Regions from separate parts of the Mus musculus genome. Here all the other regions are linked to region 2. Evidence: chromatin loops called from intact Hi-C (ENCODE). Cell type or tissue: left cerebral cortex. All regions are shown on one strand. Links, peaks and the distances in the headings refer to the core of each region. The heading gives the core; the rest is flanking DNA.

Region 1 (10,292 bases), core at 490-8,489, 51 kb before region 2:
AACAGGGAGTGAGCAGAGCTGACTGGAGCAAGCCAAGGTCCTAAATTCAATTCCCAACAACCACATGAAGGCTCACAACCATCTGTATAGCTACAGTGTACTCATACACATAAAATAAATAAATAAATCTTTAAAAATATATTAGCTCAAATATACTTTTTCTATGTTGAATATCTTTGTGGTCTGCTTTGAACATCTAATTTGATTTTTGTTAGAACCTAACATAATATTACAGAAAATAATTGTTTTCTATTAGTGCATATTAATTGTACAGAGAAATAGATTTCATGCTGACACTGTTAAAGATCTAGACAGGCATTAGCAGGCTTAGAAGGCACTGAAGATGGACCTGGTTCTGCGCTAACAGCTTTGGACCTCATTTCTGTTTCCCTGATAACCCATCAGTTTTAGGAAAAAGAAGCATCACAATTTAAAGAACCAGATGAAAGAAAGGAGAACAGAAGTATCAGGACTTTGTTGAACCCCCATAAAATAAACCATTCTCATTCACAATCTTTCTCTTTCCCTTCCTTCTTCCCTTCCTCTTCTCCCCCCATTTTGCCCTCCCCTTTCAAAACCACCCCATCCACACAGCTGCTTACAAATTCTCACTGCTAAGCATGCTCAGTTTCCCAAGTTTTAAGTAAAAAAAAAAAAAGTATAAAGGATGCCTTTCAACTCTTCTCTCTTTCTCTGTTTAGGCTACTAGTCAACCCTGAGGATGTTTGACTTGACACTCTAGACATTCCCAGTCTTTCTCTAAATACCACCCTCTCCCCATTCAGGTGTTTACAAACATCCATCACTGGGCCTAACTGCTTTCCTGTAGGCTAACTCCTAAGATATGGCCTTCTCTCTGCCTCTTATCCATACCTGTCTTCTCACCAGCTGCCAAGATTTACAGTTTGCCTCCCTTGTTGTTTTCTCTCAAACTCTAATAAAATTATCCTTCCAAGTCCATGTTTAGACTCTTTTATCCATGAGACTAAGATTCTGCAAAACAGAACCCTCACTCATTCCTTGAAACAACATCTGCATGCATGCATATAATATACTTTGATCATATCCCCTTCTACATCCCTAATATCCCACCGCTTTACACCCAGGTCTAGGAAATAATTCTTATGTTTAATAAAGTTTAAGACAATAGTCTATTTAGATTTAAGCACTCCAATATCTAAGGTTTTCCACTTCTAAAATTAAATCACTTAATGAAACTACTAGAAAAAGATGTTGATAATAATTCTTCAAAATACCACAGAATACATGCAATGCTTTTCTAATGTTCTACTCTAATCAGCCAGCAGGACTGAAATCTTCAAAGATGCAAATAATCACCTCCTTAGATCTATTACTCTAGATAGAAATCAAAGCTGTGGATACACAGACCAAGAGTGTACAGGCACACCCCTCAGTCTTTGGTTTCTCTGGCTTCCCAAGACAGGAGCAAATGGCTCTGGTTTTTATCCATCCATTAAGCTTTTAAGAAATAAATAATATCATTTCAAAATTCAATATCCTGTAGAGCTGTCTCCAGATGCTGCACATTTCAAGTTATTATGATCACAGCTTCTTAATGTGAAGGCATCCATGCTGCACATGTGTGCCATGCACAATCGTGCCACACACACACATTCACAAACACACACACACACACACACACACACACCTCTAATGCAGCTACAGAGACTGTCAATACAACCACTACTGAAACAATCGTGAATTATGTAATCAGGGGCCTTGCATTTAATGTAGGAATGGAAGTACAACCAAGAAATAAGTAAACAAAAAAGATGGCTATGCACTGTTGCAAAAGCAGTTAGTGAAAGCAACTGACATTTCTGGCAAAACAATTTTTTTGCCATTTGAACACACACTAGAACAATGATGGGTTCCCTGCCTTATTCCAAGGGTTTATATATTTTAAAAACAGTCTACTTTGCTGAAAATATTGATGAACACTGCCTTTGGTTCTTATTTTTGGTTTTGTAAGTGAGGTACTGGATACTAGGTTCAACAATAGTCTTACTGGAACTAGGCCCACAAATGCAAAGGTGGTCCATATATAAGCATTCTGTGATTATGAGCTTGAAACTTTGCAAAGAATCCCATCTTTACCTCCATAGTTTAATGCTTTTGAAAGTCCTTCTAATAATAAGTGCCTGTCTTCGTGGCATACAGGAACCCACCTCTAGCTGAGAAGTTACTGACAGTTCACAGCTATTAGGAAAGAGTCAGTTTTCTTTCAATGATGCTCCAATGGATGGCTCCACACCCACACAGATATGGGCAGCTCTAATTAGACTGAGTCAGTTAGGTTTTTAAGGGAAAAAAGAAAAAAGAAAAGACATAAAGTAAGTAGGAGGTGGCAGTGAGGTCCTAGGAGGAGTTAGAAGGGGAAGTGTGAGGATAAGTATGATCAAAATACACATGTACATGAATAAAATCCTCAAAGAAAAAATGCTCTTTTTAAATTTTTATTTTATTTTTAATTTGCTTTTTACACTCCGTATTCCATTCCCACCCCACCCCCATCCACCCTCTGACACCTCTTCCCCACCTCACCCCGTCTCCATGTGGATTCCCCCACCCAGCACCGCACCTGACCTCTAAACTCCCTGGGGCCTCTAGTCTCTTGAGGGTTAGGTGTGTCATCTCTGAATAAGCACAGACCTGGCAGTCCTCTACTGTATGTGTGTTGGGGGCCTCATATCAGCTGGTGTATGATGTCTGTTTGATGGTCCAGTGTCTGAGAGATCTCAGGGGTTCAGATTAATTAACACTGCTGGTCCTCCTACAGGGTCGCCCTCCTCCTCAGCTTCTTTCAGCCTTCCCTAAAACAACAACAGGGGTCAGCTGTTTCTGTCCATTGGTTGGGCAAACATATCTGCATCTGACTCTTTCAGCTGTTTGTTGGGTCTTTGGGAGAGCAGTCATCATAGGTCCCTTTTTGTTTGTTTTCCCTCCATAGCCTCAGTAATAGTGTCAGGCCTTGGGACCTCCCCTTGAGCTCAATCTCACTTTAGGCCTGTCGCTGGAACTTCTTTTCCTCACGCTCCTCTCCATATCCATCCCTGTAATTCTTTCAGACAGGAACAATTATGGGTCAGAGATGTGACTGTGGAATGGGAACCCTATCGTTCACTTGATGCCCTGTCCTCCAGCTGGAGGTGGGCTCTATAAGTTCCCTCTCCCTACTGTCAGGCATTTCATATCAGGTCCCTCGCTTTGAGTCCTAGGAGTCTCTCACCTCCCAGGTCTCTGGTGCATTCTGGAAGGTCCCCCCATCCTCGTACTTCCTAAGGTTGCCTGTTTCCAATCTGCTGGCCCTCAGGGCTTCAGTCCTTTTACCTCACCCAATACCAGATCAGGTTCCCCTCTCCAGCCCACTTCCCCCCTCCACCCTGTCCACTTTCCCTCCAAGGTCACTCCCTGCCTCCCCACTTGTGATTGCTTTCTTCTCCCTCCCAAATGGGACTGAGTCGTCTTCACTTGGGCACTTCAGCTTGCTGAGCTTTTGGAGTTCTGTGGACTGTATCTTGGGAATTCTGTACATTTATTTTTATTTTTGGCTAATATCCACTTATTAGTGAGTACATACCATGCATGTAAAAATACTCTATTTTTTAAAGAAAGTATCGGTCTTGTTTATAGCTGTTTATAAATATGAACTAGCACTAGATGATTTTTAAAAAGCAATTTCTGTACCAGCCCTGAGCCATCCTGGGCGTGAACTCAGCAGGCCCTAGCACACCCAGGATCTTGGGATCACTGGTGCATAGAAACGCAACATCTGTTCCAAAAAACCCAAAGGGTCTTGTGCCAGCAGGAACAGGGGACAAAGGATACCCGCCCAACCGGAGGCTGGGGTTCATTCCTGTTGGAGCCAGCCCCACACCATCTTGGGTGCGAACTCACCTGGCCCTAACACACCCAGGATCTTAGGATCACTGAGACCAGTCTACACAGGAGAGCATGTGGGTGGCAGAAGCAACAGAGCTTCTTGGACAGGGTCCCTTCCAGCCTTCATCCTCAGCCAGATGGCAGAGATGAGACCCAAACCCCTGAGCACCTTCCCTGCCTGAAGAGAGTCAGCCTCCAGGGAGGGTTATGACCCCAGGACTCAAGAGGTGGATCTGAGCTCCAGACTTCTGTGCACCTTCCCTGCAAGAGGAGAGCTTGCCTACAGAGATTGCTCTGACCACTGGGACTCAGGAGAGAGTTGGACTCCCAGGAGTGCTGACAGAGGCTAAAGAATCACAGGAGGATCAAGCTCCAGCCAGAGACAGCTAGAAGATCTAACACCAGAGATTACCAGATGGCAAAAGGCAAACATGAGAATCTTACTAACAGAAAACAAGACTACTCCGCATCATCAAAACCCAGTATGCCCACCACAGCGAGTCCTGGATATGCCAACTCACCCGAAAAGCAAGATTCAGATTTAAAATCATATTTCATGATGCTGGTAGAAGATTTTTAAAAGGGGCATTAATAACTCACTTAAAGAAATACAGGAGAACACTGCTGAACAGGTAAAAGTCCTTAAAGACGTAACACAAAAATCCCTTAAAGAATTAAAAGAAAACACAACCAAACAGGTGAAGGAATTGAACAAAACCATCCAAGATCTAAAAATGGAAGTAGAAACAATAAAGAAATCACAAAGGGAGACAACTCTGGAGATAGAAAACCTAGGAAAGAAATCAGGAACCATAAATGCAAGCATCAGCAACAGAATACAAGAGATGGAAGAAAAAAATCTCAGGTGCAGAAGATTCCATAGAGAACATGGACACAAAAATCAAAGAAAATGCAAACAGATCCTAACCCAAAACATCCAGGATGCAATGAGAAGACCAAACCTAAGGATAGCAGGTATAGATGAGAATGAAGGTTTTCAACTTAAAGGGCCAGTAAATATCTTCAAAATTATAGAAGAAAACTTCCCTAACCTAAAGAAAGAGATGTCCATGAACATACAAGAAGCCTACAGAACTCGAAATAGACTGGACCAGAAAAGAAATTCCTCCCGACACATAACAATCAGAACAACAAATGCACTAAATAAAGATAGAATATTAAGAAGCAGTAAGGGAAAAAGGTCAAAGTAACATATAAAGGCAGGCCTATCAGAATTACACCAGACTTTTCACCAGAGACTATGAAAGCCAGAAGAGCCTGGACAGATGTTATACAGACACTAAGAGAACACAAATGCCAGCCCAGGCTACTATACCCCCCAAAAAATTCTCAATTACCATAGATGGAGAAACCAAAGTATTCCATGATAAAACCAAATTCACACATTATTTTTCCACGAATCCAGCCCTTCAAAGGATAATAAAGGGAAAATAACAACACAAGGACGGAAACTACACCCTAGAAAAAGCAAGAAAGCAATCCTTCAACAAACATAAAAGAAGACAGCCACACGAACAGAATCCCAACTTTAAGAACAAAAATAACAGGAAGCAACAATTACTTTTCTTTAATTTCACTTAACATTAATGGGCTCAATTCCTCAATAAAAAGACATAGACTAATAGACTGGCAACACAAACAGGACCCAACATTTTGCTGCTTACAGCCACCTCAGAGAAAAAGACAGACACTACCTCAGAGTGAAAGGCTGGAAAACAATTTTCCAAGCAAATGGTCCCAAGAAACAAGCTGGAGTAGCCATTCTAATATCGAATAAAATTGACTTCCAACCCAAAGTTATCAAAAAAGACAAGGAGGGGCACTTCATACTCATCAAATGTAAAATCTACCAAGATGAACACTCAATTCTAAATATCTATGCTCCAAATGCAAGGGCAGCCACATTCATTAAAGAAAATATAGTAAAGCTCAAAGCACACATTGTACCTCACACAATAATAGTATGAGACTTTAACACTATACACTCATCAATGGACAGATCCTGGAAACAAACTAAACAAAGACACAGTGAAACTAACAGAAGTTATAAAAACATGAATTTAACAGATATCGACATAACATTTTATCCTAAAACAAAAGGATATATCTTCTTCTCAGCACCTCATGGGACCTTCTCCAAAATTGACCATATAATTGGTCACAAAACAGGCCTCAACAGATACAAAAATACTGAAATTATCCCATGCATCCTATCAGATCACCAAGGACTAAGGCTGATCTTCAATAACAACATAAATAATAGAAAGCCAACATTCACATGGAAACTGAACAACACTCTACTCAATGATACTTTGGTCAAGGAAGAAATAAAGAAATTAAAGACTTTTTAGAGTTTAATGAAAGTGAAGCCACAACATACCCAAAAGTATAGGACACAATGAAAGCAGTCCTAAGAGGAAAACTCATAGCTCTGAGTGCCTCCAAAAAGAAACTAGAGAGAGCACACACTAGCAGCTTGACAGCACACCTAAAAGCTCTAGAACAAAAAAAGGTGGAACAACATTATGAACTAACCAGTACCCCGGAGCTCTTGACTCTAGCTGCATATGTATCAAAAGATGGCCTAGTCGGCCATCACTGGAAAGAGAGGCACATTGGACACACAAACTTTATATGCCCCAGTACAGGGGAACGCCAGGGCCAAAAAAATGGGAATAGGTGGGTAGGGAAGTGGGGGGGGGGTAATGGGGGACTTTTGGGATAGCATTGGAAATGTAATTGAGGAAAATATGTATTAAATAAAAAAAAAAAGAAAAAAAAGAAGCAAATTCATCCAAGAGGAGTAGACGGCAAGAAATAACCAAACTCAAGACTGAAATCAACCAAGTGGAAACAAAAAGAACTATTCAAGCAAGGAATCAACCAAACCAGGAGCTGGTTCTTTAAGAAAATCAACAAAATAGATACACCTTAGCCAGACTCACTAGAGGGCACAGGGACAGTATCATAATTAACAAAATCAGAAATGAAAAAGGAGACATAACAACAGAACCTGAGGAAATCCAAAACATCATCAGATCATACTACAAAAGGCTATACTCAACAAAACTGGAAAACATGGATGAAATGGAAAAATTTCTAGACAGATACCAGGTACCAAAGTTAAATCAGGATCAAGTTAACGATCTAAACAGTCACATATCCCCTAAACAAATAGAAGCAGTCATTAATAGTCTCCAAATCAAAAATAGCCCAGGATCAAATGGGTTCAGTTCAGAGTTTTATCAGACCTTCAGAGAAGACCTAATTCCATTTCTCCTCAAAGTATTCCACAAAATAGAAACAGAAGGTACTCTACCCAATTCATTCTATGAAGTCACAATTACTCTGATACATAAATCACATAAAGACGCAACAAAGAAACAGAACTTCAGACCAATTTCCCTTATGAATATCAATGCAAAAATACTCAATAAAATTCTCACTAACCGAATCCAAGAACACAACAAAACGATCATCCATCCTGACCAAGTAGGTTTCATTCCAGGTATGCAGGGATGGTTCAATATACGGAAATCCATCAACATAATCCAGTATATAAACAAACTCAAAGACAAAAACCACATGATCATCTCGTTAGATGCTGAGAAAGCATTTGACAAAATCCAACACCCATTCATGATAAAAGTCTTGGAAAGATCAGGAATTCAAGGCCCATATCTAAACATAATAAAAGCAATAGACAGCAAACCAATAGCTAACATCACACTAAATGGAGAGAAGCTGGAAACAATCCCACTAAAATCAGGGACTAGACAACCCTATCTAGTCAATATAGAATTTGAAGTCCTAGCTAGAGCAATTCGACAACAAAAGGAGGTCAAGGGGATACAAATTGGAAAGGAAGAAGTCAAAATATCACTCTTTGCAGATGATATGATAGTATATATAAGTGATCCTAAAAATTCCACCAGAGAACTCCTAAACCTGATAAACAGGTTCAGTGAAGTAGCTGAATATAAAAGTAACTCAAACAAATCAGTGGCCTTTCTGTACACAAAGGATAAGCAGGCTGAAAAAGAAATTAGGGAAACCTTTTTCCTTTCCACACTACCCGGGCACGGGTCCATACGGCGTTGTTCTTGATTCCCATCGTAACTTAAAGGGAAATTTACACAATGTCCAGAGCCCTTGACGTCCTGAAGATGAAGGAGAAGAATGTCCTCAAATTCCTTGCTGCAGGAACCCACTTAGGTGGCACCAACCCTGACATTCAGATGGAGCAGTACATCTACAAAAGGAAAAGTGACAGTATCTACATCATAAATCTGAAGAGGACCTGGGAGAAGCTGTTGCTCGCAGCCTGAGCTATTGTTGCCATTGAGAACCCTGCTGACATCAGCGTCCTCTCCTCCAGGAACACTGGCCAGCGAGCTGTGCTGAAGTTTGCTGCTGCCACAGGAGCTACTTCAATTGCTGGCCACTTCACACCTGGGACCTTCACTAACCAGATCCAAGCAGCCTTCAGGGCGCCACAGCTTCCAGTGGTAACCAATTCCAGGGCTGACCAGCAGCCACTCACAGAGGCCTCTTATGTCAACCTGCCCACCATTGCTCTGTGTAACACAGATTCTCCCCTGCGCTATGTGGACATTGCCATCCCATGCAACAACAAGGGAGCTCACTCAGTGGGTCTGATGTGGTGGATGCTGGCCAGGGAAGTATTCTGCATGCGAGGTACTATCTCCCGTGAGCACCCCTGGGAGGTCATGCCCGATCTTTACTTCTACAGAGACCCAGAGGAGATTGAGAAGGAGGAGCAGGCTGCTGCTGAGAAGGCTGTGACCAAGGAGGAATTCCAGGGTGAATGGACTGTACCAGCTCCTGAGTTCACTGCTGCTCAGCCTGAGGTGGCCGACTGGTCTGAGGGTGTGCAGGTTCCCTCTGTGCCCATCCAGCAGTTCCCCACAGAAGACTGGAGTGCACAGCCAGCCAGTGAGGTTGGTCAGCAGCTCCCACAGCACAGGCCACTGAGTGAGTTGAAGCCACCACTGAGTGGTCCTGAGCTGCTGTGCAGACACCTGAGCAAAGTGGGGGGGGGGGGGAGGGAAGATGGAAAGAAAATAAAGTTCCTAAAAGCTGAAAAAACAGAAATTAGGGGGAAAAGCACCCTTCACAATAGTCACAAATAATATAAAATATACCTTGGTGTGACTCTATGGAAGTGAAAGATCTGTGTGACAAGAACTTCAAGTCTCTGAAGAAAGAAATCAAAGATGATCTCAGATGATGGAGAGATCTCCCATGCTCATGGATTGGCAGGATCAATATAGTAAAAATGGCTATCTTGCCAAAAGCAATCTATAGATTCAATGCAATCCCCATCAAAATACCAACTCAATTCTTCAACGAATTAGAAAGGGCAATCTGCAAATTCATCTGGAATAACAAAAGACCTAGGATAGCAAAAACTCTTCTCAAGGATAAAAGAACCTCTGGTGGAATCACCATGCCTGACCTAAAGCTGTACTACAGAGCAATTGCGATAAAAGCTGCATGGTACTGGTATAGCAACAGACAAGTAGACCAATGGAATAGAATTGAAGACCCAGAAATGAACCCACACACCTATGGTCACTTGATCTTTGACAAGGGAGCTAAAACCATCCAGTGGAAAAAAGACAGCATTTTCAACAAATGGTGCTGGCACAACTGGCGTTTTTCATGTAGAAGAATGCGAATTGATCCATTATTTTTTAAAATATTTTTATTATTACGTATTTTCCTCAATTACAGTTAGAATGCTATCCCAAAAGTCCCCCATACCCTCCCCCCCCACTTCCCTACCCACCCATTCCCATTTTTTGGCCCTGGCATTCCCCTGTACTGGGGAATATAAAGTTTGCATGTTCAATGGGCCTCTCTTTCCAGTGATGGCCGACTAGGCCCTTTTGATACATATGCAGCTAGAGTCAAGAGCTCCGGGGTACTGGTTAGTTCATAATGTTGTTGCACCTACAGGGTTGCAGATCTCTTTAGCTCCTTGGATACTTTCTCTAGCTCCTCCATTGGGGGTCCTGTGCTCCATCCAATAGCTGACTGTGAGCATCTACTTATGTGTTTGCTAGACCCCGGCCTAGTTTCACAAGAGACAGCTATATCAGGGTCCTGTCAGCAAAATCTTGCTAGTGTATGCAATGGTGTCATCGTTTGGAGGCTAATTATGGGATGGATCTCTAGATATGGCACTCTCTAGATGGTCCATCCTTTTGTCTCAGCTCCAAACTTTGTCTCTGTAACTCCTTCCGTGGGTGATTGTTTCCAATTCTAAGAAGGGACAAAGTGTCCACACTTTGGTCTTCATTCTTCAGTTTCATGTGTTTTGCAAATTGTGTCTTATATCTCGG
Region 2 (10,292 bases), core at 1,095-9,094:
TCTCTGAGAAAAAGAGGAGGGGATAATGAGGTAAGGGAGATTTGAGGATAGGACTGGGAGGAGAGGAGGGAGTGGGGCTGCCAATGGGATGTAAAGTGAATGAATGAATGAATGAATGAATATTAAAAAAGAAAGAAACTCTAGATGTAGTTACTCAAAAGGCAGTTAATTCATGAAGTATGGAAACATACTTCAGTTTCTCCCTGTTATATTTTCCTGGTCTTCACTAAAGATTTGTGCCTATCCAATCAATCAGCCCAGCTCCTGGCACATGTAATGAAACTCCAAGTGCTCTCAAGTAGGGAAAAATGCAGGAATAAATACTCCATCTTGTCAAAGTGTTGTTCACTTCACAGTCGACTACAATGCAGAGGAGATGCCAGACTAGTAATTAACCAGTACAGTCAACTCTAACTTCATGTAACACTACTCTTATGAATTTGGTTTTGTTGTTTTCTCCTTTGAGTAGAATTTTTTTCACTTTATTATTTTTTATCTCTTATGAAATTTGTTCTTCAGCAATTTCATACGAATACACACACACACACGTACACACACACACACACACACATTGCACTCTCATTACTGTCACCCCCCCACTCTCTTTTATCTCTCTCCTGTCCTGAAGACCCTACCCTACACCTTCTAAGTCCCTCTCCCACACTCACGTCTTTTTGCTCTATGATCCTCTGAGTTTAACCAGGACTGTCTAAGTGATCATGGGCTTGAAGCTATGCTTTGGAGGTGGGAATGCTCTGCAGATGGGTACACAACTGGCTTTCACCTATGACTGAAATTTACTGAAAATGTTCATCCAAATCAGTTATCATTAAGAGCTACAAATAGCAATTTCCTAATGATAACTCATTTCTAAAAGGCTAACTTTTTGTGGTACTATGGTTTGACCAAGGTCTTTGCCCATGGTAGGCAGGGCCTGTACCACTAAGCTATATCCCCAGCTCTTTTAACTTTTGTATTTTGAGACAGAGTTTTATAAGCTTCCCAGTCTGGAGTTGATCTCATTCTGTAGTCTAGGCAGTCCTTAAACTGAAAATTCTCTTATGCCAACCTCCTAAGTATCTGAAACTAAGGGCCTACACTACCAGGCCTGGCAAAAAGTTAACATTTAAGCTAGAATATATGTTTTCATGGTGGAGACATGTATAGGTTCGCAACCAAATATATGTATCCCTAAAAAAAATCTCACTCATTATACATAGTGTTTATGTGTATATATTATATAATTATTGATAGATCAAACACAATGTTACATATAATATTCTGTACCTTATCTTCTTCCACAACACTATTATGTGAACAGGTGCCTTATAAGAATATCTCAAACAAACCAGGCGTGGTGGCGCACGCCTTTGATCCCAGCACTCAGGAGGCAGAGGTAGGCGGGTTTCTGAGTTCGAGGCCAGCCTGGTCTACAAAGTGAGTTCCAGGACAGCCAGGGCTATACAGAGAAACCCTGTCTCTAAAAACAAAAACAAAAAAAAACTAAAACAACAAAAAAGTCTCAAACATCTCTTTTCACTTGCTGTATAATATTCTTTAATTAGAATGCAGCATCATTTAGCTAGTCCATTCTTGGTGAGCATTTTTCCTTCAACAAATATACAATGTAATATTATTAACACAAATTTCTGGAGGACAGAGGACAAGGAGGGAAATAGATAGATGAAAGGGAAGGTAGGTGCAGTGCAACTTTCTTCTAGGTATTAGCAAATAGCACACAAAAAATATAAAGCAATATGCAATTCTCCTCACCACTAACTGTGCTTCATGGATTTTAAAACGATGTCAGGCCTCTACTGAACAAACTTCAAGAAGCAAAGCTTGCCAAAGAAATCACAAAAGTGTTAAGTGAGAATGGAAACTAATACTTACCAAGTTATTAAGCATCAAGCTCTGCATTTTAATCTTTTAGAATGCATCATCCCTATGAGGTGAGCAATTTTATCCATTTCCCAAAAGAGGAAACTAAGGTTCAGAGAACTTACCCAAATCCATACAACTTTATAAATAGCAGACCAGCAATTTGAATCCAGAGACATTTGTTACCAAAGTGGGACTACTCTAAACTTGGGCCAAGGCAGGAGGTTCTTTTGATGAGAACACCTTATTAACCCAGAGATAGGTAGTGCAATATTTGGTCACAGGTTCTTGATTCTCAGCCTGAATGGATTCACAAGCTAGGATATTGGTAGAACACAGCTGAGTATGTCTATAAGTGCAATTCCAGGGTGGGAAACTAACTACTAAGAGGTCAAGATCTACACCAAATGCGGGCAGCACCACCTCATAGGCTGGAGATCCAGATGGAATAAAAGAGGAAAAGGGAAAACTCTCGCAAGTGCAGTGACTCTCTCCCTGTCCCTCCCCCTCTATAATGTAAGCTGCTTTACCATGCAATGTCCTACCCGCCATGATAAAAATTTCTAAAACCGTGATCCAAAATAAATCCTTCCTCCTCTAAGCTATGTCTCTCAAAAACAGCAATAAGAATCTCTCTCTCTCTCTCTCTCTCTCAAAAACAGCAATAAGAATCTCTCTCTCTATCTCTCTCTCTCTCTCTCTCTCTCTCTCACACACACACACACACACACACACACACAGAAAGTCTCACACAAATGTGGTACTAGAGAAGTGAGGCTGTTACCATGACTACCTGATAATGCAGTTCAGAAGCCATTGGGTTTGTGACAGGAATATGAAAACATTTGAAGCTGTGGGCTGAGAAACCCTAGACTGCTGTAAGCAGAGTTTGGGGGTAAGTACAATAGGAGGTCAGAAGACCATTGTGCATACAGAATGAAGCAAAGTTTCATATGGAAACAAAGACTCTATTAGAAATTGGGCTATAAGGCATTCATGTTACATTCTGACAAATATCTTGTCTATATTTTTATACCTGTCCTGATATTTTTGTGGGAAACTTTCTTTTACAACAACAAACCAATTAATCTAAGAGAAGACATTAGAAAGCATCAACACCATTCAAGCTGTAGTATGGAAGCTTCTGGAAGCTCTTAGCCAGGTTTACAATGAGAATGGGAAGAAAAGTGAAAAACAGAAAAGTCTGAAAAACCTTCCAGTACTCCAAGAAAAGTCCATGAGAAGATATTACCCAGGAAGGAATGCTGTCCGAAAAGATTAAAACAACTTTAAAAATAATTTAAAAAATTTTTAAACATTGCTCTGGGGCTGGAGAGGTGGCTCAGTGGTTAAGAACACTGAGTGCTCTTCCAGATGTCCTGAGTTCAATTCCCAGCAACCACATGGTGGCTCACAACCATCTGTAAAGGGGTCTGATGCACTCTTCTAGTGTGTGTCTGAAGATAACTACAGTATACTCACATAAATAAAAATAAATAAATCTTTAAAAAAAAGAAAAGAAAAGAAATTGCTCTGCAGTTAAGAGTGTTTCCAGAGTTTCCAGATGACCTGAGTTCAGTTCCCAGCACCCATTTCAGGTAGTTCACAACAGCCTGAAATTTCAGCTTCAGAGAATCCAACACACTCTTTCTAGCCTCCTCATGCACTTACACAAATGTGATACCCAGACACAAATACATATAAAAACAAAAATCTTAACAAAAAAATAACTATATTTTAATAAGTCTTTCAAGCTGGGCAGTGGTGGTGCATCTCTTCAGTCCCAGCACTCTGGAGGCAAAAGGGAGGCACTTGGATCTCTGTGAGATTGAAGCCAGCCTGGTCTACAGAACCAGTTCCAGAACAGCCAGAGCAATTCAGAAAAATAAATAAATAAAAGTCTTTCAAAAGCAGCCAAGTATTTTGTAACAGGACAATAAGAATAGCGCAGGGGATATCTTAAGGATTGACTATACCCTGACAAATTGGAGTCTCAAAAGTGATGGACTTTGGTGTTGTCCAAGTGATTCTAGTTTTACATGCAAGCAGAATGAGCTTCAGGGTCATTGAAATTTCCTCCCAGACTTCAAAGGAATTTCTGGGAAACTAGCTAATGTATGGCAGGCAGCCCCTGAGAGGGCAGTGTATGAAACTGGATAAATGAAATCAAAGATGCAATGGAGAGCCAAGCACAGCTGCGAGCAGAAAGCAGGGCCAGCTCAAGAGAAAAACCCATGTGGACTACAACCGGCAAAACTAGAGGATAGGCTGGGTGTGGTGGCACACACCTTTAATCCCAGTACTTGGGAAGCAAAGACAGGCAGATCTCTGAGTTCGAGGCCAGCCTGATCTACAGACTGAGTTCCAGGACAGCCAGGGCTACACAGAGAAACCCTATCTAGAAAAAAAAAAAAAAGACTATAGGATAGGGGTAGGAAGGGCCGCAAAACCCTTAGAGCTCACGTCACAGCACCACATGCTGGACTTAAAGCTATAGAACTTAATGCTCCCCCACAGGGTCTCAGTCCTTCTGGTCCTTCTTTTCTATTTCCTGATCCTCTCTTTTAGAATAGGCAGTTACTTTTGTGCCATTTTTTCCCTTGAAAGTACATAACTTGGGTTTTTTTGGCTTTGTTTTGTTTTGTTTTTACAGGGGCTCACATGTAGAAGTTGATTTAATTATTCAGAGAAAATTTTGTACTTGAACTTTTGAGCAGTGCTGGAACTCCTGAGACTGGGGGTGGGGTGTGAAGACTGAGAAGCGCCTTAGCTACTGAAATGTAGTCTGTGAAGTGAATGTGCCTGTGCCTGTGGCTGTGAAGGTGTTTCCAGAGAGGATAATCTAAGGAAGAAAGGCTTTCCCCGAAAGTAGGCAACACTATTTCATGGCTGGGGATCTGGATGAAATAAAAAAGATGGTGGGGGGCTGGTGAGACGGCTCAGTGGGTAAGAGCACCCGACTGCTCTTCCGAAGGTCCGGACTTCAAATCCCAGCAACCACATGGTGGCTCACAACCATCTATAACAAGATCTGACTCCCTCTTCTGGAGTGTCTGAAGACAGCTACAGTGTACTTACATATAACAAATAAATAAAGCTTTACAAAAAAAAAAAAAGATGGTGGGGAGAACTAGCCAAGGAAGCAAGCATAGTCTCTCTGTTTCCTGAACAACGTGATGGGAAGCCCTATGCTCCACACTGTGACAGGGTGAAACCACAAGAGGAAACCAATGCTCCCTCTCTTAACTAGTTTCTCTCTGGTATCTGGTGAGAGCAATTTGAGAAAGTCTCACCAAAACAGATTCCCAAATGGACACTTAACATGACTTTAAGTCATATTTCCCCTTTCATACTTTGTAACGCCCTCTCTCAGACTGCACTTACCAATCAAGGTCTAATCAGCAACAGAGATGCAGCACAGAACCCAAAAGCCATAGAACTTAAAATGGCTGACCAGTAAATCTTCAGAAAGCTGGCAGGGCAAACATGGAGAAGGGAGAATTAAGAAAACATATGGTACAGTCATCTATAGGATGGATCACAGGGCCCCCAATGGAGAAGCTAGAGAAAGTACCCAAGGAGCTAAAGGGAACTGCAACCCTATAGGTGGAACAACAATATGAACTAACCAGTACCCCCAGAACTCGTGTCTCTAGCTGCATATGTAGCAGAAGATGGCCTAGTCGGCCATCATTGGGAAGAGAGGCCCCTTGGTCTAGCAAACTTTATATGCCCCAGTACAGGGGAACGCCAGGGCCAAGAAGTGGGAGTGGGTGGGTAGGGGAGCAGGGCGGGGGAGGGTATAGGGGACTTTCGGGATAGCATTTGAAATGTAAATAAAGAAAATATCTAATAAAAAAAGAAAGCATGTGGTAGGCTACTATGGCACAATTATATTATTATGGATACACATGAGTTGACACAAAAACACTATAGAGGAAGTAGAACTACTGTAAATGTGAGAGAGAACCACAATTAACTGACAGTTTATTTTGGACTATACAGCCAGACATGTAGGAGCCAGTAACTTCAAAATGGTGCTAAATCGCCTACAGAGACAACCAGGAGCTCCCTAGCCTAACAACACAGTTAGACTATTGCTGTGCTAAGTCCTTACCCACATGTCTACAGCTAACATGTCAAGGTCTGGGGGCTACTTTCAAAATCCCTGGAAAGTTGGGCCTGAGAACACTTTGCCTTGTAGCTGCCTTGGCCTATCAGGGAAAATGATCATAAGTGTCTTTTGGTCCTTGTCTTTTACCACAAATGCTAACCATTCACAATGTGTCTCTTTTTATCTTTAGGTCTTTTGTACCTGAGCAAGTACTTACTACTACAGGATCTATTGGTGTAAATTTCTACTGTAATAACTATTCCTTGGGGACAGTGGAATGACATACTATGATTTAAATAGGGAGATGTGGGTGTTAAAGTGAGTGATGTAAGACGCACATGCATCACAAGTCCTACAGAAAGAAGGCATAGATGTGGTAGTAAGTAAATAATTTTACACCACTTTTACAGTTCAAAAATCAAAATGGACAAAAAAGTTCATGGTGACATCTGCCTTGACTCACAAGTCACAGCCATTGAGGTTCTGTCCCCTAAGGAACCAAGGCCTAGTTTGTTACATATACTTCCAGAGGTATTTATAACTACACTAGTTTATTTGTTTAATACTAAGATACTTCTGTCAAATTAAATATCAGTTCAATAGAAAAAAGGTGGAAGACTCCTGGATATTTACTCAAAGGATTCCAAGACAAGATACTTGCACATCCATGTTTACTGCAGCAGGATTCCCAAGAGCTAAACTATGGAACCAACCTACGTATCTGTCAAATGGATAAAGAGAATGTGGTATACATACATAATGGAATTTTACTCATCCAAGAATGATGAAATTATGTGCTGTGTAGGAAAATGTGTGCAGCTGCATATTATCGCAATAAGTAAATTAAGTCAGACTCAAAAAACAGATATTGCATATTTTCTCTCATTTGCAAATCCCAGACTTCATAGATATAACATAAAATTATGCATATATTCATGACATGAAAATGGAAGCTTGAATGTCTAAAGCAGGAGTTCTCAACCTGTGGCCACAACTCCTTTGAAAACCTCTTTTTCCAAAAATATTTACATTCATAATATTTACCATTCAGAATAGTAACAAAATTCCAGTTATGAAGTAGCAACAAAAATAATTTTATGGTTGGGGATCACCACAGCATAAGGAAGTATATAAAAGGGTCACAGGATTCGGAAGGTTGAAAAAACGTTGCTCAATGAAAAAAAAAGGTAAATGGCAGAATGCAGGAGGAAAAAAACCTGGAGGATACAGCAGGGTATGAAGAGAATACTGTCAATGTGTACCAAACACTTGTGTTAAAATGTTCTCATGAAATCCAGGACTGTGTACTACGAATATATGCCAATAAAATAGATGAGAAGAATGAGACTTTAAAAAGACTTTAGGGTTTGGGGATTTCACAATTGAACATCTTCACTTACAAAAACATAACAAGCATTTTAAATTTAAATTGTAGTTTCCAGAAATTACTATGCATCCCTATCACACAGCAGACAGATACTCAACCAGTGCTTCCCCTGAGCCTTCCTGCCCTGCATTACTCAGAGACAGGAGAACTACTCACTTCCTCTATTGCCGCGGAGAAATAAAATCTGATTTCTTTGTCTGTGAGTAGATACATGTGCGTGCACAGGTATGTTCAGGTGTGCACACCAATATGCATGTGCAGGTCAGAGTCTCCTGCCTTATCACTAATAATCTTAAGTATATAATGAAAGATTAGCTAATCAAGTAACATTAGAATTCAGAGTTGGATCGAGGAGAAGATTGAAACGGAAGATAAAATATCCTGCAGAAAAATGTTTTCTCACAATTACAAACAACCCACATCATACAACATATAAATATTTGACATATCTCAGCACATCGCACACTGACAAAATAAACCTCTCAATACATTTAAAAGCAGCAAGAAGATCTAAAGACAAAGGACAAAATTATACAGGTATATTATGAGATTTATCATTTATAGCACAACTATCCACAAAATGAAACAGCATACTGGCATGTGGTCCCAGTGGCTAAAACACCGAGGTGAAATTTTAAAGTATATATCAGCAAAAGAAAATCCCACTATTGCTTTAAGCATTAAAATAAAGATGACTGGAGCTGTGTGTGCTAGCTCATGCTTGTCATCCCAGGCTGAGGCAGAACTGCCCTGAAATGCAAGGCCAACCACGGCTACACAGTGAGTTTTAGGACAGCCTAAGCTATTGTGTGAGACCCTGTCTTGAACGAAACAAAGGCCAAAGATAACTATTACTGAATTTCTATGAACATAGGATAATCCTCAGAATATATTTTTATCCCCATTTATTTTTTGTATCTTTGAACATGCATTTATGAGCCCACCAAATGTACTTCCTATTTCACATTGTTCTTTAAGGAGTGGGCTCTGAATTTTGTAAAATAAATATATTCTCATAGATTTGTATAAACATACAAAGGCAGTCTTCATTTCCAACGTGGCTCTGAGTCAATAACCTAAAATGGCAACGTACTTCAGTTCCTCACTATCTGCTAGGAAACATCTCAGTTTACCTGCTTTCCTCATGTCACTCATTTGTGACCAAATAACACAAACTACAAAGGCTCCATGAGCAGGTATGGAGGCCAAAGTCTGTCCTGAGACCTGTGCTTTCCGATAACCAACTAGGTTTATGGTTTTCTGGTTTCAAGATCTATTTAGGCCACTACTTCCATACTGGAAGATTCCTGACAGCACTAGTCCCTCATACAATTTTTCTGAAAGGGTTTGGTAGCCATAAGCCCTGGTTATTAATAACTAAACAGGAACCATAAGACCTGTAAGGCCCAGGACCAAGAGTAATTTCCACATTAAAGATTAAGCTACCTGCTTTCCATTCTCTGTCAGAGATCCCTGAATAGAAATTGAGTGGAGTATATACTGTGATGAAGTAACATGCTCTAGCTTGTGAAACAGTCCATCAGAGTCTCAGTCAGTCTCTCTCTCCCTCTCTCCCTCTCTCTCCCTCCCTCCCTTCCTCCCTGGCTCCCTCCTTCTCTCTCCACTATAGGATGCTGCTTTGAGGGAGTTAACATCTCTGAATTAAATTAAAAAGAATGCTTGGCTCTAGTTTGGAGTCCATTGGGGGTGGAGGTGACAGGAGGCACACAGAGAGAAAACAGGATGACTCAGATTGTGGCTGTTATTATCCATGTCCTAGCCTTGCCCATGTAATATGCTGTATACTACTAAATCACTAAATCCAGAAAGGATAGTGGGATCAGCCCATCCTTAACAAAAGAGGACTGACTCCAAGATTAAAACCATCACTTTTCTCTCCACGAACTCAGAAATGTATGTTATATTTTAGGGTTATAAGAGCTACCCTTGACTTGCAAAAGGCATAACTTCCCAATGAGACATAAGGGTACCTGTCTCTAGTTAGGCCTGACATTGTGGTGTCATCAGTCTGGGTCCTAAACCACGCTCATCTTTCTCTGTATTCCTCATTGCACTTTATTAACAAGAAATGAAAGAACACAAACATCAGAAGTGGGCACCAACCTGCGATGACCACCATGAGCAACCCAAGTCAAGATTTACATTCAGCCCTCTTTCTCACGCTCTGTGGCCTGTCCCCTGGGGTGGCACAGCTCCCTGGGAAATCCCCCAATACCTTTTGCAGATCTAAACTGGGGCGGGGAGTGGGGAATCAATGCTGATGGAGAGCAGCACAACCGAGATAAAATGAAGCAAAGGGATCAAGGAGCCACCTCTGTATCTTTCATCTTAGTTCCTAGTAAAGAAACGTCGAAACGGGAACACCCCCCCCCCCACACACACACACACACACACACACACAAAATGCTTTTTAACCGTTGCAGAAAGCCAGAAAAATGCAGACAGTTGACCTTGGAAACCCACAGCGTCTCAGCGGGAAACGCAAATGAAGAAACTCATTTGGAAGTGAAGCAGGAGCACTGCGCGGCACCGGGAGGAGTACGGCCAGCTGCCCTAGGGACCTGGGCCGTGGCAGTAGCAGGGGACTCACCATAAATCATGGCCAGCCCGGTCTCATGAAGGAAACGCACCCGGCGGTGCTTGAAAAGCCAGATGGTGAGGATGGTGAGGGTGAGCAGCAGGATGAAGGTGAGCAGGCTCACGCTGTCCTGCCGGTGGCTCTCCTCCGCCTCCTTCTCGGTGGCAAGCTCCTCCATGGCGCTGCTGTCCTCAGCCGCCGCCCCAGAGGAGGCCGCGGCCCCAGCCCGCAGCCCCCGACCCAGCAGCACAGGCAACAGTGGCAGCAGCAGCAGCCGCGGCGACAGCCCCCGAAAAGCTCTCCCGGGACCC
Region 3 (10,292 bases), core at 1,295-9,294, 63 kb before region 2:
ATTCTCAATCTCACAGCACAAGCCACTGGTGTTCTGTTTAGGAATTTTTTCCCCTGTGCCCATATCTTCGAGGCTTTTCCCCACCTTCTCCTCTATAAGTTTCAGTGTCTCTGGTTTTATGTGGAGTTCTTTGATCCACTTAGACTTGAGCTTTGTACAAGTAGATAAGAAGCAGTCATCAATAGTCTCAAAAAGAAAAAGAAAAAAAAAAAGCCCAGGACCAGAAGGGTTTAGTGCAGAGTTCTATCAGACCTTCAATGAAGACCTAATTCCAGCTCTCCTCAAACTATTCCACAAAATGGAAACAGAAAGTACTCCTCCCAATTCATTCTATGAAGCCACAATTACTCTGATACCTAAACCACACAAGGATCCAACAAAGTAAGAGAACTTCAGACCAATTTCCATTATGAATATCTATCAAAAATACTCAATAAAATCTTGGCAAACCGAATCCAAGAACACATCAAAACCATCATCCATCATGACCAACTAGGCTTCATCCCAGGGATGCAGGGATGGTTCAATATACAGAAATCGATCAACATAATCCACTATCTAAACAAACTCAAAGACAAAAACCACATAATCATCTCGTTAGATGCAGAGAAAGCATTTGCAAAATCCAACACCCCTTCATAATAAAAGTCATGGAAAGATCAGGAACTCAAGGCTCATTCGTAAACATAATAAAAGCAATATACAGCAAACCAGTACCCAACATCAAACTTAACAGAGAGAAACTTGAAGCAATCCCACTAAAATCAGGGACTAGACAACGCTGCCCACTTTCTCCCTACCTATTCAATATAGTACTTGAAGTCCTAGCCAGAGCAATTAGAAAACAAAAGGAGGTCAAGGGGATACAAATTGGAAAGGAAGAAGTTAAAATATCACTTTTTGCAGATGATATGATAGTATATATGTGACCCTAAAAATTCCACCAGAGAATTCCTAAACCTGATAAACAGCTTCAGTGCAGTAGCTGGATATAAAATTAACTCAAACAAATAATTGGCCTTTCTCTACACAAAGGATAAACAGGCTGAGAAAGAAATTAGGGAAACAACACCCTTCACAATAGTCACAAATAATATAAAATACCTTGGTGTGACTCTAACTAAGGAAGTGAAAGATCTGTATGATAAGAACTTCAACTCTCTGGAGAAAGAAATTGAAGAAGATCTCAGAAGATGGAAAGATCTCCCATGCTCATGGATTGGCAGGATCAACATTGTAAAAATGGCTATCCTGCCGAAAGCAATCTACAGATTCAATGCAATCCCCATCAAAATTCCAACTCAATTCTTCACTGAGTTACAAAGGGCAATTTGCAAATTCATCTGGAATAATAAAAAACCTAAGTTAGCAAAAACTATTCTCAACAATAAAATAACCTCTGGTGGAATCACCATGCCTGACCTCAAACTGTACTACAGAGCAACTGTGATAAAAACTGTATGGTACTTGTACAGCAACAGACAGGTAGATCAATGGAATAGAATTGAAGACCCAGAAATGAATCCACACAACTATGGTCACTTGATCTTTGACAAGGGAGCTAAAACCATCCTGTGGAAAAAAAGACAGCATTTTCAACAAATGGTGCTAGCACAACTGGCCATTATCATGTAGACGAATGTGAATTTATCCATTCTTATCTCCTTGTACAAAACTCAAGTCTAAGTGGATCAAAGAACTCCATATAAAACCAGAGACACTGAAATTTATAGAGGAGAAAGTGGGGAAAAGCCTCAATGATATGGGCACAGGAAAAAATTCCTGAAGAGAACAGTAATGGCTTGTGCTGTAAGATCAAGAATTGACAAATGGGACCTCATAAAATTTCAAAGCTTCTGTAAGGTAAAAGACACTGTCAATAAGACAAAAATGCCACCAACAGATTGGGAAAGGATTTTTACCAATCCTAAATCTGATAGGGGACTAATATCCAATATATACAAAGAGCTCAAGAAGCTGGACTCCAGAAATTCAAATAACCCCATTAAAAAATGGAGTACAGAACTAAACAAAGAATTCTTAACTGAGGAATACCGAATGGCTGAGAAGCACCTGAAAAAATGTTCAACATCCTTAATCATCAGGGAAATGCAAATCAAAACAACCTTGTGATTCCACCTCACACCAGTCAGAATGGCTAAGATCAAAAATTCAGGTGACAGCAGATGCTGGCGAGGATGTGGAGAAAGAGGAACACTCCTCCATTGCTGGTGGGATTGCAAGCTTGTACAACCACTCTGAAAGTCAGTCTGGTGGTTCCTTAGAAAATTGGACATAGTACTACACGAAGATCCAGCAATACCTCTCCTGGGCATATACCCAGAATATGTTCCAACTGGTAAATAGAACACATGCTCCACTATGTTCATAGCAGCCGTATTTATAATAGCCAGAAGCTGGAAAGAACCCAGATGTCCCTCAACAGAGGAATGGAGACAGAAAATGTGGTACATTTACACAATGGAGTACTAGTCAGCTATTTAAAACAATGAATTTATGAAATTCTTGGGCAAATGGATGTATCTGGAGGATATCATCCTTAGTGGGTTAACCCAATCACAAAAGAAGTCATTAGCTATGCACTCACTGATAAGTGGATATTAGCCCAGAAATTTAGAATACCCAAAATACAATTTGCAAAATACAAGAAAATCAAGAAGGAAGACCAACGTGTGGACACTTCATTCCTCCTTAGAATAGGGAACAAAATACCCATGGAAGGTGTTACAAAGTTTGGACCATAGACGAAAGGATTGACTATACAGAGACTACCCCACCTGGGGATTCATCCCATAATCAGCCACCAAACCCAGACACTATTACATATGTCAGCAAGATTTTGCTGAAGGGACCCTGATATAGCTGTCTCGTATGAGGCTATGCCAGTGCCTGGCAAATACAGAAGTGGATGCTCACAGTCATCTATAGGATGGAACACACGGCCCCCAATGGAGAAGGTAGAGAAAGCACCCAAGGAGCTGAAGGGGTCTGCAACCCTATAGGTGGAACAACAATATGAACTAATCAGTATCCCCTAGAGCTCGTGTCTCTAGCTGCCTATGTAGCAGAAGATGGCCTAGTAGGCCATTACTGGGAAGAGAGGCCCCTTGGTATTTCAAACATCATATACCCCAGTACAGGGGAACGCCAGGGCCAAGAAGTGGGAGTGGGTGGGTAGGGGAGCAGGGCAGGGGTGGGGAGTATAGGGAACTATCGTGATAGCATTTGAAATGTAAATAAAGAAAATATCTAATAAAAAAAATAGTAGTTCCCAAGTGCTGGCCCCTGCAGGCCAGATGGGAAGGGTTCTGGGCTGGATACTCACAGGAAGTTCTGAAGCTGGCTGACATACAGCCTGTTCTCCAACGTCCTACTACAGATGCACAGAGACATACATTCATCTGTCCCACTTGTGTACACATTATAAATAAAGCCAATCAAAGTGAGTCAGACATGACAAAAAAAAAGCACAAAAAAATTGACACAGCAGAGTATAGAATAAATATTTCTTTCATGTGAACAGATTCATCGTAGAAAACTTCAGAGAAACGGTGACTTCTAAACTGGGCCTTACAAGAGAAGTGAAACTATAAGGAGAAGGAAAGAAGCTAGAAAGTAGACTTCAGAGAAAACCCTCATTCAGTATGTGGTTGGCAAATGAACATCAGATGAGCCTGAGTTGGCTACTGTTGGGGAGAAAGGGGCCCCCAAGTGTCATGTGGAAACTGGCTTCCATCCCTTGGAACCAGGCTCACAAGATTAATGTTTACCTCAAAGACTTCTGGGCCAAGAAAGGGTCACATACAACCAAGTATGACTTCTAGAAAGTTCCATAAGAAAAATACTGAAAATGAAAATACTGAAATTGCAGGAGAAACAGGTTATGGGTACAAGAGTTCTAGCAGCTTTCCCCAAAATATCAGGGGTCCGGTGTCCTAGTTTCACTTCTGTTGCTGGAATTTTTAAAAAAGAAAAAAAAACCTGACCAAGAGCAACTTAGGGGAGAAAGGATTTATTCAGCTTACACTTCCAGGTCCATCACCGAGAAGTCAAGACAGGAACCTAAAGTAGCTAATCACAAAGTCAAGAGTAGAGAGTAATGAATGTATGCAGGCCTGCTAATGTTCGAATTACACTTTGCACTCATATACTTCACGGTCTACCCCCATTAAACAGTGCTATCAGATTTTTCACTGAAAATTTCATATCAATTCAAACCAACTGGATATAGACAGCCCTCATTGAGATTCTCACTGAATCAAGTTGACAACTAAAACTAACTATGATGTGTGGTGGGGATGTCAAAATGATTCATCTTCTGAAAATTCCCCCATTGCCCTACATTGTTCCATGGTTTTCTTTCATTTGTTTGATGGCTATGGTTCAGGGTTCACACAACAGGTCCTAGAATATTCTGAAAAGTTACCCATTCAAACCTCATAAGAATTTATGAGAAAACAACATATACCATCCAAATACTATTTGAAGGGCCTTACTTGGATCTTAAATCAAACTAAGCAATAAAAGTGAATTGGAGAAATATGAACTCACTGTATATTTGACAAATATTACAGAATTATTGTGGAATTTGATAGTTCCTAATGTATTATGTCCACATTATTAAAAGACACCTTATCTTATGGACATATTTATAAATAAAATGATAGAATGTGTAGGACTGGATCAAAATCATACTGAAATAGGGTAAACCAGTTTGAAGGCATAAATGAAATAAGATGAACTACAAACCTGCAATTAAATGAAGCAGGGTAATGAACTCATGACTTTGGTTTATTATATTATTTCCTTTACTTTCATGAATTTGAAACCTGCCACAATAAAAGTCATCTAACCAGAATAAGTCTTTAATAATATTATATTCTAGCAGACATAAGGTGAGCACAGATTCCCCTGCCCCATGCCATGTTCTGGAATCTCTGTCCAATTTCCTGCTCATAAGTTCTCTGATACCCCAAACTCAATAGGTGCCAGAGGTACCTCGCACTCCTTCATTTCAGCATTATTTCCTCTCCCCATTCCCTGTCTGTGCCACAGTCAGCTCCCTGAGTCACCTTTAACTCATTACACCCACAGGCATCAAGGTTCTGCATACTGGCAGCTGTTCTTCACAGCCTCCGCACCTTCCTGAATCCATCACACACTACTTAACAATCTACCTTAAAACCACCATAATGATTGTAATTCTGAAAGAAACATCACTGCCTAGCTTAAAGGCTCTGGTGGCTCCTTGCCAACTAGAGGACAAAAGCTTAGCTTTTCAGCAAAGCAGGCTCTGCTGATCACTTTGCGCATATAAGGCACTGGGATTTCCTTGATACCATCTGAGTGAACTCAGTTCTCACAAAAGAAGTGAAAGCTGTTTCACAACTAATTAAGGATTAGATTAATTAGTGATATATCCATCTTAAATATGACACCCACAGTCACATTACAGGACCTGTTAAGGCAAAGTGGCTAGACAGCCATTACAGAGAACCAGCATCACCAGGTAGTACTCTCAGTACTGTGTCCAGGCTAAGGCCCACCTGGCATCTCTTTCAGGAGAGAATCACACATTCATTGCAGTTGCCAGGGAAGTAAACTATGGCCACACATCAGAGCCTAAATGCCATCAAGAAACCTCATAGTCAAACCCTATCTACTAGCATCTTCCTCAGTATAACACTGACAGCATCTAAGAGAAAGGAACAAAAAACATATTAACCATAAAAGGTAAAGAAATAAAACACCAGCTAAGGACATATACTACAATGAAAATTAGAGTTATCAATCACATTTATTAAAGATACTCAAAATAAGGTTAACAAAATACAAATGGGAAGTGTTGAGAGGGAGTACCACATGTTAGCACCAAGAGTAGAGTCTCATCCATTATTGTATCTGTTTCTTCTTTCCACGGGCCTCTCAGTTGCTTAGCCCCAAACTAAAACTTGTATTTGCAGAGATGAAAAATGTCTCACTGGCTTCAAAGTGACGTGACTCAGCAATCTCAAACTGAATAAAGAGAAACCTACAATTAGTGACTATAGTAGTTTAAATAGGAATGGCCTCCATGGGCTCAAATATTCTAATGCTTGGTCTTTAGGGAACAGCACTACTTAAGACAAATTAGGAGGTGTGGCCTTGTTGGAGAAACTGTGTCACTAGGGTTGGGCTTTAATGTCTCAGATGCTCAAGCCAGACCCAGTGTCTCTTTCCCAACTGCCTGAGGATCAAGATATAGAACTCTCAGCTCCTTCTCCAGCACCATGGCTGTCTACACACTGCCATGTTTCCTACCATGATAGATAACAGATTAGCCCTCTGAAACTGTAAACCAGCCCCAATTAAATGCCTTTATTTATAAGAGTTGCCATGGTCATGGTGTCTCTTCACAGGAATGGAACATTGGTCAAGACAATCACAATACTCCATTTAGTGACAACACAGCAATCGGTATCTCACCCAGATGATATACACAGAAACTATGACTATAGCAGGCAATAACGGGCACATAAATTCTTCTGTCTCTTCACAGCCCTCACAGCCTGACACGAAAAGAACTTTTCAGATAAGATAGCTAAGAGGTACATTATAAGCAGGAAACATGAAAATAAAGGAGGAAGAATTACACAGGGAGCACTGTAGGAGGTGCAAAGGTAGGGCAGTGATATATTAGTCAGAAAAGAGAAAGTTTCATTGTAAACAAAGAGAGGATACATCATTGAATATAATAAGTTAGCTACTCAGCTCCTTGTCAATCAATTTTTCGGCCAATGGTTACATTTTCCCATGTTTAAAAATAAGATGCCCACATCAATTAATTGAACAGAACTGAGCGTTCATCTCATCACTTCCTCAGGGGCAGAAGTGTCAGAGAGAGAGAGAGAGAGAGAGAGAGAGAGAGAGAGAGAGAGAGAGAGAGAGCGCTCCATGATGCCACCTGCAGCAGCCTAGTGAGTTCTTTTCAGAGACTTCTATTCAGAAGAAGCTCAGATTCTTAATCTGGCCACAGAGAAGAACTTCAGGATGAGACAATATGAAGCAGAGTTGGCGTTTTGGGGGCATTTAATATGGATTTAAAGCAGAGGTTAGTAGTGAGAACATGAACTACTGCAAAGAAGCTCTGACTCCAAGGGCTATTTGATTGATGAGAACTTCAGTGATATGTAGAAATTGGAATGTTGCAGGTCAAGAGCTAAATTATCTTGTGGTGTCTTTATCTCCCCTTAATTGAAACTTATTACCCCCTTCTTTATATGACTTAACATCTTTATATTCATCAGGTACATCCTTTGAACTGTACCACTATACTCCCAGTTTCTTATCAATCAAAAAAGCTGTCAGCATCTAAGGAAAGACTAGAGCTGAGATATCCCTGTTTGTCTGTAACCCACCTACTGGATATATCTGCCAATACATTTGAAAAGTGTTTTGTCTCACGATTTAAGTATCTATTACTTTTTGATGGAACTGTTTTCATGCTAGAACATGGTATTTGAGTAAACCTGGATCTATGTTCCTAGGCCATACTGGGCTCATTTGTTCCTTTGGGATGAGAGCTGTTTCTTTGATGGGTGTGGACTTCTCTAGAAAAAGTTCCCCTTAATTGTCTTAATAGCCCAATGGATGAAATCACATTGTTCAAACAGTTTCTAAGAAACCTCTTTCTGCCCTTTCCCCCTTTTCTTGGTAAATAAGATCGAAGAGTGGTATCTGAAGTGAACTGGGTAAGATTACAATCTGACAAAGTAACCCAATAGATCACAAGGGTTGCGCAAGAATTACCTTTTATTTAAAAGAAGTGTCTTTTTAAAAAGAATTACTTTTTAAAAATGCAGGTTTAGTGTTGGAAGATGAAAAAGTCTATACCTGGTTCAGAATGCTTAGGCCTTAAGCAGGATTTATTGCTACTTTAACATTCTTCTTTGAAATTGCTCTAGAGAAAAGTAATATCATCTCTATAAAGGCAATATTCGTAGCAAAATGTGTTCATTGCCCTAGGAATTCTTTACTCTCGGTTGGAGAGACTTCATTCAGACTGAGAAGAGTGTTCCTTTCTTTCTTTCTTTCTTTCTCTCTTTCTACCTGCATCAATTTGACAAATGCATAAGAACCAGCTCTCTAACTCTAAACGACAGTGCAAAGCACTAAAAGAGGGAACAGGTTAGAAATAGTATACAGTGGTTCCTATGACTGTCTACAACCCACTGAAAGCCAATTGTGCTAAAAGAGAAAAAAAAGCACTGGAGGAGTCAATGGTCTTTCTAGTTCATATAAAAGCAGGGGGATAGTCAAGGCTCTCAAGGGAACTACAAGCAGTTAAATGTTGTGTGTGAAGGGAATGCATCCCACCATCTGGCTAGGTGTGGATGGCAGTCTAGCATAACAGAAGGATAGGTCTGCTGCAAAATGCAGAGCCAGGAGTAAAGTGTTAGATTATGTTGATTACTAAGGTAAGAATGAGGCAAGTGGCCAGAGAGGAGTCAAAGCTCATGGCTGAATAGAAAGAACTGGAAACTACCTATGCAAAAATTATATCTAAAGCCACAGATATGAAAGCAAAAGTCATCAGAGCAGACTACCCTTTGGGCATATGTACATTTAGGCAAACAGAGAGAAACAGGGGCAGCGAGTAGATTAAGCACACTTATGTGACTGGAAGAACCTCATTCAGAATTCCAAGTAGTAAATGTATTGAGTTATGTACCTAGAATAGAGAACAAGACAGTTAGGGTCACGCACCTCTGCCCAGATTTACAGATAATTACATGAACATATTTACCTTAACACTATCTAACCATTTCCCATGTGTTGAATGTGAGTGACAGACTATTGGTTGAATGCAGGAGCTTGGCTGATTGTATGTTCTCAAGAGCCTGGGAATCCCCAAATCCCAGGGTGACTCACCTGGAATGTACCTAAGATGTATGAAAGGAAACCCAGCACTCTGTTTAGCAGCTAACAATCAGAGGGTGAGGACATCCATCCAAAGACATGGGGTCTATCTCAGGCAGGCTATGGCTATGTCCTTTTTTCCTAATCTAATCATTTCATGCAGAGTAAAGGCCTCTATTAAGAGTCATCCAAAAACAGGTTTCCATAAAGCAATCACAAACATCTCAGGTATGCATTTTCTTTACCTTTATCACTGTTTAACCTACTCAACACAGAAAAGAAAGACTGGCTCATGACTTAGCAAGAAGACAGGCTGCATCTCTTCATTCCTGACCCCAGTACCTCTCTTCTGCCTCTGAGACAACCACTAATTCATTTTTGTCTGTATCCCTAATCTAAGATTTACACATATCTACAGATGTGAAATAGCCCTTTTCTTATTTATATTTCTTTTTCATGTGTTTCTCATGCTCACATGGTAGGCACTTTACCGATTGAGCCATCTCCCATCCCCCTTTTCTGGTTTTAATTTATACAAATAATATTTTCTCGAACTAGGAGGTTGTGGTTGTGGAACAAAGAGCAAGATAATAGTAGCTTAAACAAGGCAGAAATCCACCTCCCCCGACCCTGTCATGTAGAAGATGGAATACGCATTCCTGGGATGAACCCATGGCTCCCTGTCCGAGCATATTACCATTTAAGCAGAGGGAACTGAGGGGACAAAGGAAGATATTCTCTTTCTATTTAAAGGCATGGCTTCCAATTTGCATACTCTACTTTACCTTACTGGCCAGTCGTTGGCCATACTTGATCACATGGTCACACCTGGCTATAAAAGAAGCAAGAAAATAGTCCTTTTTTCTGGGAGGCCATTTATTCTTTGAAATTTTCATTAGTAGAAATCATACTTACTAGACAAATTTCATAGCATCTCTCTTTTTTTTCCTGGATGCAATCTTTTAAGAGTTACTCAGGTTGAGTCATGTAAAGTCATGCATGTATATTGCTATGCAGTTGCACAGTTGTATATATGAGCTTAGGTAACAGGTTTGCTTTAGAATCATGGACTTAAATTCTAATTGTGGTGAATGAATATACCACAATTTACTAAACCATGCCCCTACTGCTAGACAGCTGGGTGTTTTAAACACAATATATTTACTGACTGTTTGAATCTGGAAAATTGTTACATTGGCTAAATGCTAAATTATATGGATCAGTCTCAGGCATACTCTTGTTATTTTGTAAAGCTTGTAAGCATTCTGTACCAGGCTAATTTAAACAGAAACTGGCAGTGCTTAACTACATAGAAGGAAGAAGTAAGTCTGAGGTCCACCTAGAGTTTCTGATATGACTAAACCTTGCATGGT

Evidence for each region. Peaks named below come from ENCODE experiments on the same cell type or tissue, not always from the same donor. Only the 100,000 strongest peaks of a DNase experiment are listed, where the experiment ranks them.
Region 1: a loop joins it to region 2, with 2.1 times the contacts of the local background. A loop is called at or near these places in 2 of 42 quality-filtered maps.
Region 3: it touches region 2 in a loop (3-fold over the local background); 2 of 42 quality-filtered maps call a loop at or near these places.

The regions. Positions count from the first base shown.
Region 1 is chrX:20,231,403-20,241,694 of GRCm38, forward strand. The region is part of intron 1 of Slc9a7 (solute carrier family 9 (sodium/hydrogen exchanger), member 7); the gene reads right to left. It also overlaps the pseudogene Gm9083. Among named protein-coding and RNA genes, the nearest start is that of Slc9a7, 55 kb to the right of the region's middle. In left cerebral cortex, for the core only: no CTCF peak of the experiment used is centred there; no DNase peak of the experiment used is centred there.
Region 2 is chrX:20,281,367-20,291,658 of GRCm38, forward strand. It overlaps Slc9a7 (solute carrier family 9 (sodium/hydrogen exchanger), member 7), which reads right to left. Exons shown (of 17, transcript NM_177353.4): 1 at 9,994-10,292. Among named protein-coding and RNA genes, the nearest start is that of Slc9a7, 5.3 kb to the right of the region's middle. In left cerebral cortex, for the core only: no CTCF peak of the experiment used is centred there; DNase peaks (open chromatin) are centred at 4,659, 7,578, 8,042, 8,726 and 1 more place; H3K4me3 peaks cover 1,567 bases.
Region 3 is chrX:20,218,017-20,228,308 of GRCm38, forward strand. All of the region lies in intron 1 of Slc9a7 (solute carrier family 9 (sodium/hydrogen exchanger), member 7), which reads right to left. Among named protein-coding and RNA genes, the nearest start is that of Slc9a7, 69 kb to the right of the region's middle. In left cerebral cortex, for the core only: no CTCF peak of the experiment used is centred there; a DNase peak (open chromatin) is centred at 8,402.